5 separate regions of the Homo sapiens genome follow, and regions 1, 3, 4 and 5 are each linked to region 2. The links are chromatin contacts, found by Hi-C or POLR2A ChIA-PET in ENCODE. All regions are on one chromosome and are shown on one strand. Each heading gives the region's core, a stretch centred on a gene start or an enhancer-like site at or near the end of the contact. The rest is flanking DNA. Distances are from core to core; before and after follow the strand shown. Region 1 holds the start of ELMOD2 (ELMO domain containing 2). Region 2 holds the start of NR3C2 (nuclear receptor subfamily 3 group C member 2). Region 3 holds the start of MAP9 (microtubule associated protein 9). Region 4 holds the start of MAML3 (mastermind like transcriptional coactivator 3). Region 5 holds the start of PLRG1 (pleiotropic regulator 1).

Region 1 (2,778 bases), core at 32-2,531, 7.9 Mb before region 2:
TTGTTGGTATGGGACAGGGATGACGGCTTATGCACCCTGCACATGGCTAGTGTTCTACAATTAGTCCATTTTTTAAACGCTGGTTGAGATGTGGGAAAGTATGTATCACTTGCTTCAATTCAAGGAGTTGGAAGGAATATACATATATACACTTGCATATAATATTTTTGGAATTAGAAACAAGAAAGTAATACTGGTTGCTTCTGAGCAAGGTGACGGAGGTATCAGGAGTTTTGGGTGGATGGGGAAATTTGTTTTCAGTATCAGTTGTCCTTTGTATTTATATTCTACTCTCCCCCTTGCTCTTTCTCCTCCAGCCACCCCGGCCTTCTTGCTCTTCCTCCAACATTTCAAAAACCCTCCCAATTCAAGGTCTTTGCACTTGTCATTCTGGTGCCTGGATCACTCTCCCTCCAGATACTCCCACAGTAAACTCCCTTACTTCGTTCAATGAGGCCAAAATGCCACGTTAATAATGAGACTTCCTTGACCACACTGTATGCAATGACTTCCCCCACAGACTCCCCATTACCCCTTAGCTAACAACCCCTATACCCTTAACATTTAGTAGCATCTGACATATTAAATATTTGGCTGTTTGTTTCGTGTTTGACTGCCTTTTGGAACACTGCCTGTGCTAACAATCAACAAATACTTGTTGAATTAAGAAACTTACTGCTTGAGGTTTTTAAAAAGTAATCACGAAATTACTTTTTCAACAAAAACAACCAGTTAGGGAATAAACATTTGATAAATTAACTTTTAGACCTATAGTATTATAGGATAAAGTCCAAACTTCGTTTCTCAACACATGGACTTTCCTCATCTGCCACGTATTGGCCACAGTCAAGTAGCCGGTTCCCTTTTCTCGTGCATAAAGTGGAGTTATTCATAATTACTTCACAGAATTAAGATTCAATGCAGATGAAAGCGCTTTTGTAACTAAGGCACTATAAGTTACCGTAAGCACAGGGTTTCTTCCGCGCTTGGAGCCTAGGAATAGTACAAGGTGTCAACCCGCGCTAAGGACCTGAGGTTCAAGGAGGGAAAAGTCTCCAGCGCAGCGCTAGGAGGCGCTACTCCGGCGCGGGGCGGGGCTCCTGGCCGCCGTTGCCAGGGAAACCGTCTGGGCGTCCCTAGTATCTGAGCCCTCGCGCCTGGGCCACTCAGCTCGACCTCTCTCCAGCGTTAGCAATAGGTGGAGCGCGGGCCAATCGGAAGAGGCCGGAGGGGCGGGGCGGGCAGTGGCCCTGGGAAGGCGGGTCCGCGGCCTCGCTCCCTGACTTCCGGGTCGCGGTGCTTGAAGGGAGTGTTCCGTCGTTTCCGTTGCCGGCTGTTTGCAGTGGGGAAACCGAGGCAGCTCCTGCTCCCCCTAGTTCTTCCGCTCCTGTGAGGTGGCTGCTGTTTCTTTTCCTCTTGCCCCGGATGCCTCGGTGCGGCTGCACTGAGAGCGCGCGGGCTCGCGAGCCCCGCGGGGTTCTGCGGGAACCCGGGGGCGCCTGGGCCGGCGGGTCTTTGTGCGAGCCCTGCCCTCCCATTCGCGGGCGGCGCGCGAGGGGGGTCGGCGCAGAGACGCCCAGAGCCCTGGGGTGCTCAGGCGCCGCTACGCGTGCATCCCCTCTGCTCGGCAGTTCTGCGCTTTTGTCCTAATGAGCGCGGACTAGATGGCTTGATTTTCAAGATAATGATCAACCCAGCTGTGCTATGCGCTCTTTCTGCACTGACCTGCGGGTACTTCGAACTTCGACAGTCCCTCCTCAGGCCCTAGTCCAGAGGTGACGTGTCTGTGGGAATGTTTAAGGCAGGAAGGAGACGAGCAATTTTGTTTTTAAGTATCTCCCTCTCACTAGTATCTCCCTGACTTTTTCATTTAGAAGCTGAAGAATTTTCTTATGGCATAAGATATAGTTGTATCGAGTGTGTACTTAGCAAAACAAAAACTTGTTAGTATTTCTGCCCTTGACCTATTGAATGGAAAATCAAGAATGAGCTAAGGTGTTATATACTCAGTGTTCAACTTGTATACTTAAGTTTGTAGTGTTTTTATTTGCTGGCATCACCTGACTGGGACAGTTGTAACGAATTATCCACATGGGATAAGAAGAGTGTATTCTATAAAAACAACTCTGATGTTTTGGTATATATTTTAATTGTTGATTAGTTGGAGTCCTCTTGATCTTGAACTGTTGAGCCCCAGTTCTCAAAGAATGGGAAGTTAGGAAACTAAGATATGAAATACAATTATTTAGCAAAAAGTGCAAACCATTCTGTTACTCTTTCAAGCCATTGAATAGTTTGAGTACATTGTTTGAATTTTAGTTTTGAAAAAGTGATTAATTGGCCATTTGATCATCAATTAATAGCGGTATATATTACACCTGCCATTGTTTTTAAATGCCTAATTAAACTGTCAAAACAGACACAATGAAATGATAGATACATAATTTGAGATTTGATCAGTTGTATAAACTTTTTAAATTTTAAAATTCAGTTTAAGGTCATTAAGCTTGTCTTGTATGTTTCCCTCCTCCAGGAAAAAAAAATGTTTATTTCTTTGTGGGAGTTCTTCTATGGGCACTTTTTTCGATTTTGGATGAAATGGCTATTACGACAGATGACTGGGAAGTGTGAATTGCAGCGAATATTTGATACCTATGTAGGTGCACAAAGGACACACAGGATAGGTAATGTTATTCAAAAAGAAAAAGTACTAATAAAAGTTTAACGGAGTGTTTTTCTCAGGACTCACAGTGACAGATGTATTTCTTTTGTATCCTG
Region 2 (2,700 bases), core at 68-2,567:
CCTGAGAGAGCGGGAGAACCAGTTAGAACTGAGCACACCTGATTTCTATTCACTCACCTAATTTACCGAGCCACCTGATCTTTCCAAAAATCGCCAAACAAAACTATGCCTCCCTTAAAGGAAAAAGCTCCACTTTAAATTATTTTTTAAAACTTCTCCTCTCAAGCTTTTCCATGATAGCTGCCACGATGTCAAACATAAAATTTAAACTTCACAGCAGGACTTCACAGATGGAGAATGCTGTTATCATTACTATGTAAATATCATCAATAACAGCACCTAGAGAAATGGCAATACAAAATGTTAGGAAGCAATTTGGTGCCTTTAAAATTCGGCGGTTTCAAAAGCTCGTCTGCTATCAAAAGTTTTCCTAACTCCTATGTCATAATAAATAATTAAAACTGATGGTGCCATAAACCATTATTATTTAAACCTGGTCTTTTTAAATTGAGTAGGCAAAGCCACGCACCTAAAATTCAGTAGCAGAGTAAGGATGCCACCAAAAGAAGCTTCGTCCCCTTCTCCCTTGCCCTTAAAATTCCAACTGATGCCATAGGAAGCGTAGCCTGTCTCAAGAGTTTCGCGAATGCTAGCGAACGGGAAATGCACGAATTTCCAGAGCCCCTTTTATACAGGATCTATTAGGATCTATATCTCCTTCAACTGCCCTTATGCGCTACACCTCCGGCTGAGATTTGGGAGCGTCCGCAATTGATAAAGGAAAGAAATATTATTCAAACGTCCTTTAAAAATTGTACAGGGAAAATGATCCGAAATTCATCTTTGGGTAAAGGGAAGGGTGGTAGACCTCCCACTGCCAAAGGCAGTTAAAAGCTGCTAGTTAGAGGGCATTTATCCAAAGTGGCCAAACTTTCCCAAAATAGTCCTCTGGCGGCCAAAGGGGGAGAAAAGTGGAAAACCAAAACAAAACAACAAGCACACAGCACCATACTGACTGTGCCTCCGGATTACGCAGCCACTTCTCCCTGCAAAGTGCACGCTCCCGCGCCGCGGCCGCACGCCGAGCACGGCAAGCGGTGCCCCGCCGCGCGCCCCTACACACCTGCCTCGGCCGGGGTCCGTCTCTCGCCGTCTACCTGTTGCAGCGCTTGCCACCGCCACGAAACCCCTGCTGCGGAGCCCCCCTAAATCCAACCACATCCAGGCCAGCGAGTGCCGCTCTCCCTGCAGCGGGAGAGCCCGAGGCAGCAACGCTCTTGCACCCAGGTGACTGACTGCACGGGCTTCCTCTGAGCAGCCTGAAGTTGGCTCCCGTCTCCCGGGCCCAATGACACCCCGGGCGCGGAGGGGCTGAGAGGAGGGGGCAGGGGCAGGGGCAGGGCCAGGGCGGGCAAAAAAGGGAGGGAGAGAGGGCGGGCGAAAGCCCGGAGGGGGAGTGGGCCAGCTGGAGGGCTGGCCCTTTTAAAAGCGGGTCACATGTCCAGATAAAGTTCAGGTTGCTATCCCGCCCCCCTGAACCCTTCCTATTGGCCCGAAGAGAAGCAAGGCTCCACGCCGCACGGGTCAGGCGGGCTTCTTATTGGACAATCCAGGCTGTCAGTCACCAGGCGGGCGACATGACTGATACAAAGTTGCTGCGACACAGCCTGGACTCGGCAGCTTCCTTAAAGCCGCAGCCGCGGCGGGAGCTTGGGGTGCCGGGCGGTGGCTACATCAGGCGGCCTCCGCACGCTGCCCCCACCCCCATCGCTCGGCCGCCCCAAACTTGCTTACGTCCACCCTGCTCTCCTTCTGACCGACCCCAGGATATCTGGAGAGATGTGAAAAGTGTGCTGACGCGGAAGAAGTCGGTTTTTCCGCGAGCAAAGTGTCGTCCCCTCACGCTCTCCACCTGCAGCTCCAGGTGAGCTGCAGCCCAGACCCTGGCGCCGCCCAACAGCGTCCGCGCGCGGGGAGGACTCTGGGTGGGCTTCACCCGACCCTCGAGGTTCCTCTCCCAGCCCCTTTCCACTGTCTCCAGAGTTACCTCTCAGCAGAGCAGCAGCAGCCTTCGCTGCCAGCGAGCAAGACGATCACGTTCACTCGATTTGAATTTAGTTGTTTTAACCGTGCTGGAAAAACCCTTTAAACACAGCTTTCCTCCCATCCCTTAGACCCCTAACACCAAAAAAAAAAAAAAAAAAAAAAAAAAAAAAAAGAGAGAGAGAGAAAGATAAATGAAAGAAGTGGCAGGGTCAAGAGCTGCTCCTCTACTTCCTTATAATTTTGTCACTGTACTTACTACTTTAGTATTGGATTTTTCCACTAGTTCAATTTGAAAGCAAGCTTACCATCGAGGATATTCACGTTATAATGGGTGGAGGGGGTGGGTCACATAAGTGGGAGAAACAGACAGGAGGGGGGAAGGAACCAAACTGTTTTCTAAGGATCGGTTGTCTGCATGAAGAAATTTCGGTTTCCCTCCAACCGCCCCCTCCTCGATTCTCCTCCCGCCCACCCAAATGCTGCAGTTACTAAGCAAAAGGATGGGGTTCCTAACTTTGATTTCTAAGGACTTTTAGGCTTCTCATGTAAGGCCCCGTTTTAGGCTCCCCGCTGGCCCGGAGTCAGCATCAGTGACGTATACACCTAAATCTGGTCCCCCGGCCCTCGGCGACCCGCAGCCCGGCGGCGGCAGCTGTGCGGCCTCCCGCCTCACCCTCGCTTCGCGCCCGCCAAAGCCCGAGGCGGGGGACCGGG
Region 3 (2,700 bases), core at 13-2,512, 6.9 Mb after region 2:
CTAGAATCACCAATTTCAACCCATCTAATACAGTGTTTACACTGTGAAATGATTCCAAATAAAAATACTTTACCTGGAAAGTAGTTCTTTTGGTAACTTTTGGACTCTTTGTATATGCCAAAGTGGTGCTAAAAACTTCATCAGACATAGTGTATTTTTTCTCGTTACCTTTATAAAATAGCTAATTATTAGAATTCAACTTCTGATAGTAGCTGAAATATACAAAACAAATCAGACTTCGCATGCTTCAGAATTTATTTTATTACATTTGATTCTACTCTCCCCACAAAGGTCAAAGAAAAGCATCTGATATGAACATTGGGCTACATCTTCACTTAAAAAGGTTCTTGTAAAGAAATAGCAAATTCTCATAACAAGCTTGTTTAAAAAAATTCAAATGGAAGTTATCCTAAAATAGTTTTGCAACTACTTAAAAAGTCTGCAAATAAATGATTACAAGTTAATACGACAAAATGCTGCCAATTAAAATAGAACACCTTATTTTTCACCTCTCTTCTAAAGTATAACATTGCCTTCAAAATAAGTCACGTCTTATTTAAAAGGCCATCAAAAGGATCGTCGGCGTAAAAATTATGAGCACCACCACCAAAAAAAAAATGTATCTATATATTTGCATACAGCGCTATTCAAAGAAAAAGATCGTAATGCTAACCCGCAAACAGCCAGCGAGATGTATTGCAAGCCAATTTTTCCTCTCACAAAAGTGTTAAAGAGAGCCAGACAAAACGACGAAGCTTTCGCGATGAGCCGCATTAAAATCGCGGTTTCCCGTACTCGGAGCAGAGGCCTGGCAGGGCCGCCCATAGCGTTGTGCGCCCCGGGTTCCGTTCCCTACCAGGCCAGGTGACGTCCGGGTGCTCGCCGCTCCTCACCGCGCCGTATGCTGAGCACCAGCGAACGCCAGGCCCGTGCACGTCCAAGCGCGGTCTCTGTCCGGATCCCCCATGGCCCCCAGGTCCCGCTTTCTGTTCCCGGCCCCGGACGCCCGCGGCCAGTTCTCCGCGACCCTGAGAATCAAGAGCCAAGCATCGGGTAGGAGCTGCTCACCTTGGTCTGGGCCTGGCGGCGCCCGCAGAGCCGGTCCTGGACCGAGCGAGGAGGAGGGGCTAATAACAGAGGCGGAGGGCGGTTGCTAGGAAACAGCGTCTTCGGGAGGAAGTGACTTCCCCACCGCCGGGTCTCTCGGGTACCCAACACCGCTCTTCGGCCCAACGTGTCGCTGGGGCAACCACCCAGACGAAGGAAGTGACATCACCTTCCTGGGTCTTTGGAGAGGGGCTCATTATTGGTCGCTTGTGTGCATGTGCTGTTGCCTAGGAGACAGGACCCGCCCAACTCCCACCCAGATAGCCTTACTCTTGCCAATAGAGTAAGGGTCCTTATCTGCACGTGTTGCAAATAAAGCACATTCGTCGTTTTGCCACAGTTAGGACGTGAAGTTCTCTGAATCGAAGTACGGTGTCAGTGGATGGGACAGAATAGTACGGTAGTGAGTTTGCAGAACCCTGTTTCCGACTGCAGGTTTGAATCCTGGTACCCCTTTCCTACACACGTGATTGTCCCAAGTTAAGGTCTTTATGACTCAGTTTCTTCTTCTGGGGGAAAACAAAAGTGTACTAATAATAGACACCTGAAAGGTTGCTGTAAAATTGAATGAAATAATACAAGTGGAACACTTGGAAGAGTGCCTGGAATTGTATTCGATATTAGATATGCTCTTCATGCAACTAAGCCGCAAAGGGCCTGGAGAGACCTCAGCTCTTGTGGACACAACTGAAAGCCCATTTGACATCTTACTTGAATGTAAAACTCCCCCTCTTTGTATACTTAGTGAGTAATCTTATTCCAATCAAACCAAACAAAATGATCCACTAGGCTAAAAGAGCATGTGCTACTAAAGTAAACAAAATCAACATCATTTAATTCGCATAGGAAATTCTTAAAGCAAATAAAAACCAAAAACGTTTATTGAAAGTCTTTAAAATAATATGAATTTTTACTATTTTTAATTTTTAAAAAGCTTAATCCTAGTTGAATTATCTGAATGAATTCATTGACTAGTAATTAAACTCATACCTGGTATTTTTTCCACATCTCTAAAATATGTTAATATTTCACTAATTCAATTTTGTATAAACAAATCACATTGAGATAGAAATTTAATAAATCAATGTATTGAAAAACTAAATGTGCATAACAAGAAATAAGAAATTTAGTAAAATACAATGCTGTATTAATCAGGGTTCTCTAGATGGACAGAACTAATAGTATATATATATTATATTATATATATTATATAATATATTATATATATAATATATATTATATAATATATTATATATATATGTCCACTCATCTGTATCCATTTATGAAGCTGAAAATGTACACCACCTCTACACACACATACCCAGAATAGAAAATGCTCCCTATTTTCTATTAACTCATGGCACTACTGTTGAACCCTTCCAGGTTCACCTCATGCTCCTGGAACCTCCTTTCCACTGTAAAACATTCTCTCACTTTTTCCTCTATAATCGCATTCTTATCTTAGCTAAGCAAAACTATTTTCTGAATAAACTATCTCCCTGAGGGCTTTTCAAATAGGGACTGCTGTAGAAGGAAGATTTCTAAGTTCTCCTAGGTCCTCACATACTCAGTGACTGCTCTCCTATTACTCCA
Region 4 (2,700 bases), core at 167-2,666, 8.3 Mb before region 2:
CCTTGTACCCCCATGTAAGAAGCTCCACGCGCCCCCCACCACCACCACCACCCCCAACGCGCGCCGCAAGCCCGCTGCCCGTGCGCCCTCACCATGATCAGCGTGTGGTTCCTCTGCTCCGCCGAGGCAGCCTCCGCATCTTGCTGGGGTTTGCTCGGGTGCTGCTGTTTGCCGGTGCCGGCGCCCGATTTCTTGGCCCTCTGCTCCAGGGTCCGCTGGTAGAGGCTCACGGTGTCCCGGCGCTCCAGCTCCAGCTGCTCCACCTGAGCCTGCTGGTACCTGTTCTCGCAGTTGACGTGGTGCCGACGGCAGCCCTCGATGCGCTGGCGGAGCCGCTCCACCACGGTGCTGTGCTTGGGAACGGCCGCCGAACCGCCGCCGGGGCCCCCGGAGCCGCCGCATCCACCGGCTGCCGGGTGATTGCTACTCGGAGCAGCGGGAGTACTATTGGGAGTATTATTCACACCGATCCCGGCCCCGCCGAGGCTGCTGTTCAGGCTACTGTTGATGCAAATACTACTGCCATTCGCGGCAGCAGCGGGGGCTGCGAAATCCCCCATCCTGCTCCCCGGGCACACTATTTTGGAAGAACTTTTTTTATCCACCCCCCTATCAGCCTCCTCCTTGGGTCCAAGGATTAAAATAGTTTAAGTGGAACGCGGGGGAGACGCAAGCACATGGATGGAAACGGCGATCCCGACGGGGCGAAAAAAACGGGGGGGGAGATTTTGGGGTGGTTTTTGTTTCCTTTTTTTAAACTGTAAAAGCTCAAGGGGAAGAAAAGGGGGGAACGTTATCGGAATACCATCAGACACCTATCAACAAAAAGAATCACAACAAACTGAGCCAGCAGCAAATCGGGTTGCAACTCAAGGGGAGATCCGCTCCTTGCTTGCCTTCTTTTTATAATCCATTATTTTCTAATAAATTCCAGGAGATTTCCGGTGGTTGGCAAGCATTTTCTCCCTACATACCGAAAAACACACCCCATGTACACACACAAGCATATGCCTCCAGTGCGGACACGCGCGACACACACTCACTCCACACCGCATCGGAAAACGGCAAGCTTGCTTATTGCATTTTCCTTCCACAAAAAAGTTTTGGTGTTTATGCCGCCCCGTGTTCTCAAAGTACTTTGGCTGCTCAGTTGCATTTCACAGGAACCTAGATATCGAATCCTCGGGCTGGGGGAAGTAAACACATGGACAGTCCGAGGCGACTGCAAAAGTAGATCGGTGAAGTCCTTTGCAAAACGCCGCGCAGAGAGCAGCACCTAACGCTCGGCTGGGCTGCCGCTGCCGCCGCTGCTCCTGCCACCATCACAATGATCAACTGCTCGCCGCCGCCGCCGCCGCCGCCTCCTCCTCCTCCTCTCGCTCCTCCACCTCCTCCTCCTCCTCCATGCCAGCGGAGTGATATCAGGACGCGCGAGCTCAGTAAACACGGCAGCGGCGGCGGCTGGAGGCCGTGAGACAGGCCCGCGGACACGGCGCAAAACCCGGCCCGGACTCTCACCCGGCAGGAGCGGGCGCGGCACGCACCAGCACCCGGCTCCCGTCTCCGTCGCCTCGGCGCCCGGCGCCCCTCCTACGCCCCCAACCACACTACCGCCCCGCCGAGAAGCCCAGAGCCGTCGGCGACGGAGAGAAGAAAGATTCTGGGGGGATCTCAGAAATAAATCAACTTTTGACCTGTGTGTGTGCGTGAGAGCGTGTGTGAGTGTGTGTGTCTGTGTATGCGCGCGCGCGTGCGCGGGGACGCGCCTGGTAGGGTTTCCTTATTCCAAGGAAAGTATCAAGCGATCCCAAGTTGTTGTTATACATTTATGCATTATATTGCAGAACTGTGCATGACCAGGCAGAAACATTGAAGCTTTACAGCAGTTGTCTGTCATCCCTATCCATGTGGAAAGAAAAAGGCAAATGAGTGACTTGTTTTTAAAACCCAGGTAATAAGTCTGCGCTAGTAACAGCGCTACTTACGGACACTTGTTCCAAGTCTAGGCCAGACTGAACACACAAATACCAAATTCTAAATAAATAGAAATAGGCATCAAAAATGTGTAATATTTAACTCACTGTACATAATGATTGTTGTTACTAAGTCAATTATTGTTTTACTTACCCTTGGAAAAAAATAAAGCAAGCAGGGACTTGGAGGTGAGACTAACAGTACATTTAAACAGACTGTTTTGAACACTAGGTGCTAATGACAGCAGTAATTAAGGTCCTTCGTAAATCAAGTGGAAAGATTGCAGATTTCATAGACTAGAACTATAGAAAAAACACAGCATTTCACAGTTTGTCATGACCAAAACAAAAACAAGCAAAAATAACAGGCCTACTTTATTGCTGGATATATTTCTTTCCATTTCAATGAATTCACAATAAGTACAATTAAAATGGACTAGCAACTGCAGAAATCAATCTAAACTTTCCATTTTATTAAAGCACATTATCTTTCCCGATATTATCTAAAAACAAAAATAACAACTAAGGATCAAATATTCTTGAATATGGACTTAAACCATTGCATATACATATTTTTAAAAATTAAGATGGAGAAATTATTATTTCTCTAATAATCAGTAAACTATAAATCTTGATTGTGAGATGTTAATTATAAGTCATTTTGTATTATTTCAATAAATCTTAAGAATTAGTTTTTAGGGTAAAAATACACCCCAGTTTTCTAAAA
Region 5 (2,839 bases), core at 106-2,605, 6.1 Mb after region 2:
CCACTCACCATAGCTACTTGTTGCAAGCTACAGGAGTCAAGTTCAGAGAAGAGGAGGAAGCTCCTCTTTGGCTAGAACCTCAGGTTTAGCAACTGAGTGATGCCGGAGTTTAACTTACTCAATAAATATTTACTGAGCTCCTACTGTGTGTCTGGCAGGTATTGTGCTAGAATCTCACAATAGAATGATAAAAAGGTGGTCATGGTCCCTGTGCTCAAGAGGAAACAGACAAATAAAAAGTAAAATAATTCCACATTTTGATAAGTGCTATGAAGGCAACAAGCAAGGCGCTGAGTCAGGGAATGAAGGACTAAGTATAATTGTGAAAGATTTCACTAAGGTGATATTTAAGCAGAAAGGGAGTTAGCCTTGCACAAAACAGAGGTAAGAACGAACCAGGCTGATGGAAATGTCATGTAAAAAAAAGTTCAGTTAACTGAAATAATACAAGGAGCGCAGTACAGCTGTGTATGGAGGATGAGATGGTGCTTTGTAGCTGCAAGGGTAGACAAGGTCCAGATTAGGTAAGGTCTTTTAGACTATTACAACAGCCTATATTTTGTTCTAGCAACATAGGGTCAGTAAAGGGTTTTAAACAAGAAAGGTATGAACAACTTACGTTTTAAACAGAACAACTTATAGAACAAAATGGAAGCAAGGAAACCAACCAACGGGGAGCTAATGCACCAGTCCAGGTGAAAGATGATGTTGGTCTCAATTAAGGTGGACTGCAGCGGATATGGAGAAGAGTGAATGGAATCAATAAACATGTGGGGTAAGATGGACAAGACCAGCTAACAGCGTTGGCTGTTCATGCCAGGGAAAGATGTAAAGAACGGCAAGTTTTTCTGGGGGTAGAGGTGAAATAAGAGACGACCTGAACGCAAGATAGAGAAGACTACCAATCTTTTAGGGCACAGACTCACTGACACTGCCCCGAGGGCGGCAAGTACCAGTGGTCGATCACCAACAGAGGCCCCGCCTCCGAGGACACTTTCCAGCTCCCAAGAGTCAAACGAGGACTGGACGAATTATCTCAGGCTTCGCGCCCAGGCTGAACCTCCGACTCGGGTTCTCATCCGGCTTCTACCCCTTCCCCGAAAACCCGAAGAAGAGACCACTCGGCCTTGGCCAAATAGCTCCCCTCGTAGCCTCTTTTCTCTCTGGACTCCAAGTACTCTCAATCCCCCACGCGCACTGCCAAAAAAAACAGTCCAGAGACAAACGACTCTTGAGAGCCCCAGTGTCACTTTACCTCGACCATGATGCTACCGTGTATCCCACCTCCGGCAGGGAAGAAACTCTAATCACTAACGCAGTACCCGCCGCCACAGCTGTGCAGCACCTTCCGGAATTGGGCGCCCAGGCGGCGGATGTGATGCAAGCTCTGCGCACGCGCGCTAGTCTCCCTCGGCCATCTAGGATCAGGAGGCGGGTCTCCCTCCTCGGGACCGCCTCTAGGGCGGAGTCTCGAGGCTGAAAGCCGGAGACTCCTGGAAGGGCCTGGGTGGAGGGTTTCACTCGTCCCTCTGAAGAAATCTTAGAATTATGTTTTCTGCCTTAGTTGGGGTCCTGGTTGTTCGTGCTGTATTCCCCGGAAGCTTAACGCTTTTTATTCAGAGAACCTAAGCGTCTGGAGAGCAAACTCCCGTGGGCTCTATCTAAGGCATTTCCACTACCTTGATCTCTTTGGAGGTCGCCTGCGTGCTTTGTGTCTCCTGGTTCTAATCCTGGCGAGAAGCACTTGGACACTTGTAGGCTTAACACCTGAAAACAATTTCGCTTAAACAGTCCAGTAAACACTTGTTAAGTGAACGTTGAGGAATAGCTGTTTTAATTTGGAAAATTTTGACATGTAGTTATAACAAAACCCCATATTTATTTTCTGCTAATAGATTTTTTTTTTTAATTTCTCAAAACTGCATAGCTCTTGTCCATTTCCTAGTTGCCTGCTGATTATTGTGGCTTCAACAATGCCAGGGTACAGCTTTTCAAAGCTGGTAGAAGACACAATTGGAGACTTTAGCCATTTTTATTTATACATATCCTTGTGCCAAGTATTGGTATTTTTGCTTTCTACCCTGGTAAAATCTGTGGTTTGTGATCAACCCTACCCAATTATTTTTCTATGTAAAAAAAAAAATGGATGGACTTAGGCATTTACAAACTTAAATAGACAAACATTTTACTGGCCCTGTTTCAGTTTCACTAATCCTGTCCTGAGAGCATACTGCTTACACTTTGAGAGGGGGAAAAAATCTAGCAAAAGAATAGCAATATAAATCAACCTTACTTGGAAATTCATTAAAAACATTAAGGTCATGGGTTTTTGTTTGAGACAGAGTTTCGCTCTTGTCGCCCAGGCTGGAGTGCCATGGCGCGATCTTGGCTCACTGCAACCTCAGCATCCCAGGTTCAAGCTATTCTCCTGCCTCAGCCTCTGGAGTAGCTGGGATTACAGGCGCCCGCCACCATGCCCGGCTAATTTTTGTATTTTTAGTAGAGACAGCGTTTCACCATGTTGGCCAGGCTGGTCTTGAACTCCTGACCTCAGGTGATCCGCCCGCCTCGGCCTCCCAAAGTGCTAGGATTACAGGCATGAGCCACTGAGCCCTGCCTTAAGGTCATGTTTTTACTTGAAGATACAGCATCTCTGAATTTAACTGTGAGTTTGGCCTAAGAATTGCTTTTCTGTAAAGGTGGCAGGTGATGGTATTTCCTTGCAAGAAAATACCATAATTGTAAAATATATACTTGATGAACTAAATAATATACTCACCTATTAATAATAACTATAGAAAATAACATGATTTGAAATGACAATAAAACCATAGAAACC

What was found. A loop is a pair of places that touch in the nucleus more often than their neighbours do. ChIA-PET counts read pairs that join two places held with the same protein, here RNA polymerase II (POLR2A). Pooled maps may share reads with other maps.
Region 1: a map of naive thymus-derived CD4-positive, alpha-beta T cell shows a loop between it and region 2 (15-fold over the local background). The contact joins the promoter of ELMOD2 here to the promoter of NR3C2 in region 2. A Hi-C loop is called at or near these places in 2 of 168 maps with a recorded cell type or tissue (CD8-positive, alpha-beta T cell and naive thymus-derived CD4-positive, alpha-beta T cell) and 6 of 50 pooled maps.
Region 3: a loop to region 2 is called in a map of CD8-positive, alpha-beta T cell, with 13 times the contacts of the local background. The contact joins the promoter of MAP9 here to the promoter of NR3C2 in region 2. A Hi-C loop is called at or near these places in 4 of 168 maps with a recorded cell type or tissue (CD4-positive, alpha-beta memory T cell, CD8-positive, alpha-beta T cell and naive thymus-derived CD4-positive, alpha-beta T cell) and 9 of 50 pooled maps.
Region 4: a loop to region 2 is called in a map of CD8-positive, alpha-beta T cell, with 21 times the contacts of the local background. The contact joins the promoter of MAML3 here to the promoter of NR3C2 in region 2. A Hi-C loop is called at or near these places in 4 of 168 maps with a recorded cell type or tissue (CD4-positive, alpha-beta memory T cell, CD8-positive, alpha-beta T cell and naive thymus-derived CD4-positive, alpha-beta T cell) and 8 of 50 pooled maps.
Region 5: a pooled map shows a loop between it and region 2 (11-fold over the local background). The contact joins the promoter of PLRG1 here to the promoter of NR3C2 in region 2. A Hi-C loop is called at or near these places in 1 of 168 maps with a recorded cell type or tissue (CD4-positive, alpha-beta T cell) and 8 of 50 pooled maps. POLR2A ChIA-PET finds 5 or more read pairs at or near these places in 1 of 52 experiments (activated CD8-positive, alpha-beta memory T cell).

What each region holds. Positions count from the first base shown.
Region 1 is chr4:140,522,887-140,525,664 of GRCh38, forward strand. ELMOD2 (ELMO domain containing 2) reads left to right here and starts at 1,282. Exons shown (of 9, transcript NM_153702.4): 1 at 1,282-1,394; 2 at 2,534-2,684. The coding sequence starts at 2,543. RefSeq lists silencers at 984-1,333, 1,524-1,643.
Region 2 is chr4:148,441,097-148,443,796 of GRCh38, forward strand. It overlaps NR3C2 (nuclear receptor subfamily 3 group C member 2), which reads right to left and starts at 1,318. Exons shown (of 9, transcript NM_000901.5): 1 at 1,064-1,318. RefSeq lists a silencer at 1,226-1,515.
Region 3 is chr4:155,375,703-155,378,402 of GRCh38, forward strand. It overlaps MAP9 (microtubule associated protein 9), which reads right to left and starts at 1,263. Exons shown (of 14, transcript NM_001039580.2): 1 at 1,069-1,263; 2 at 74-212. The coding sequence starts at 148. RefSeq lists an enhancer at 716-1,145.
Region 4 is chr4:140,152,768-140,155,467 of GRCh38, forward strand. It overlaps MAML3 (mastermind like transcriptional coactivator 3), which reads right to left and starts at 1,417. Exons shown (of 5, transcript NM_018717.5): 1 at 93-1,417. The coding sequence starts at 560.
Region 5 is chr4:154,549,045-154,551,883 of GRCh38, forward strand. It overlaps PLRG1 (pleiotropic regulator 1), which reads right to left and starts at 1,356. Exons shown (of 15, transcript NM_002669.4): 1 at 1,256-1,356. The coding sequence starts at 1,264. RefSeq lists enhancers at 1,460-1,509, 1,530-1,689.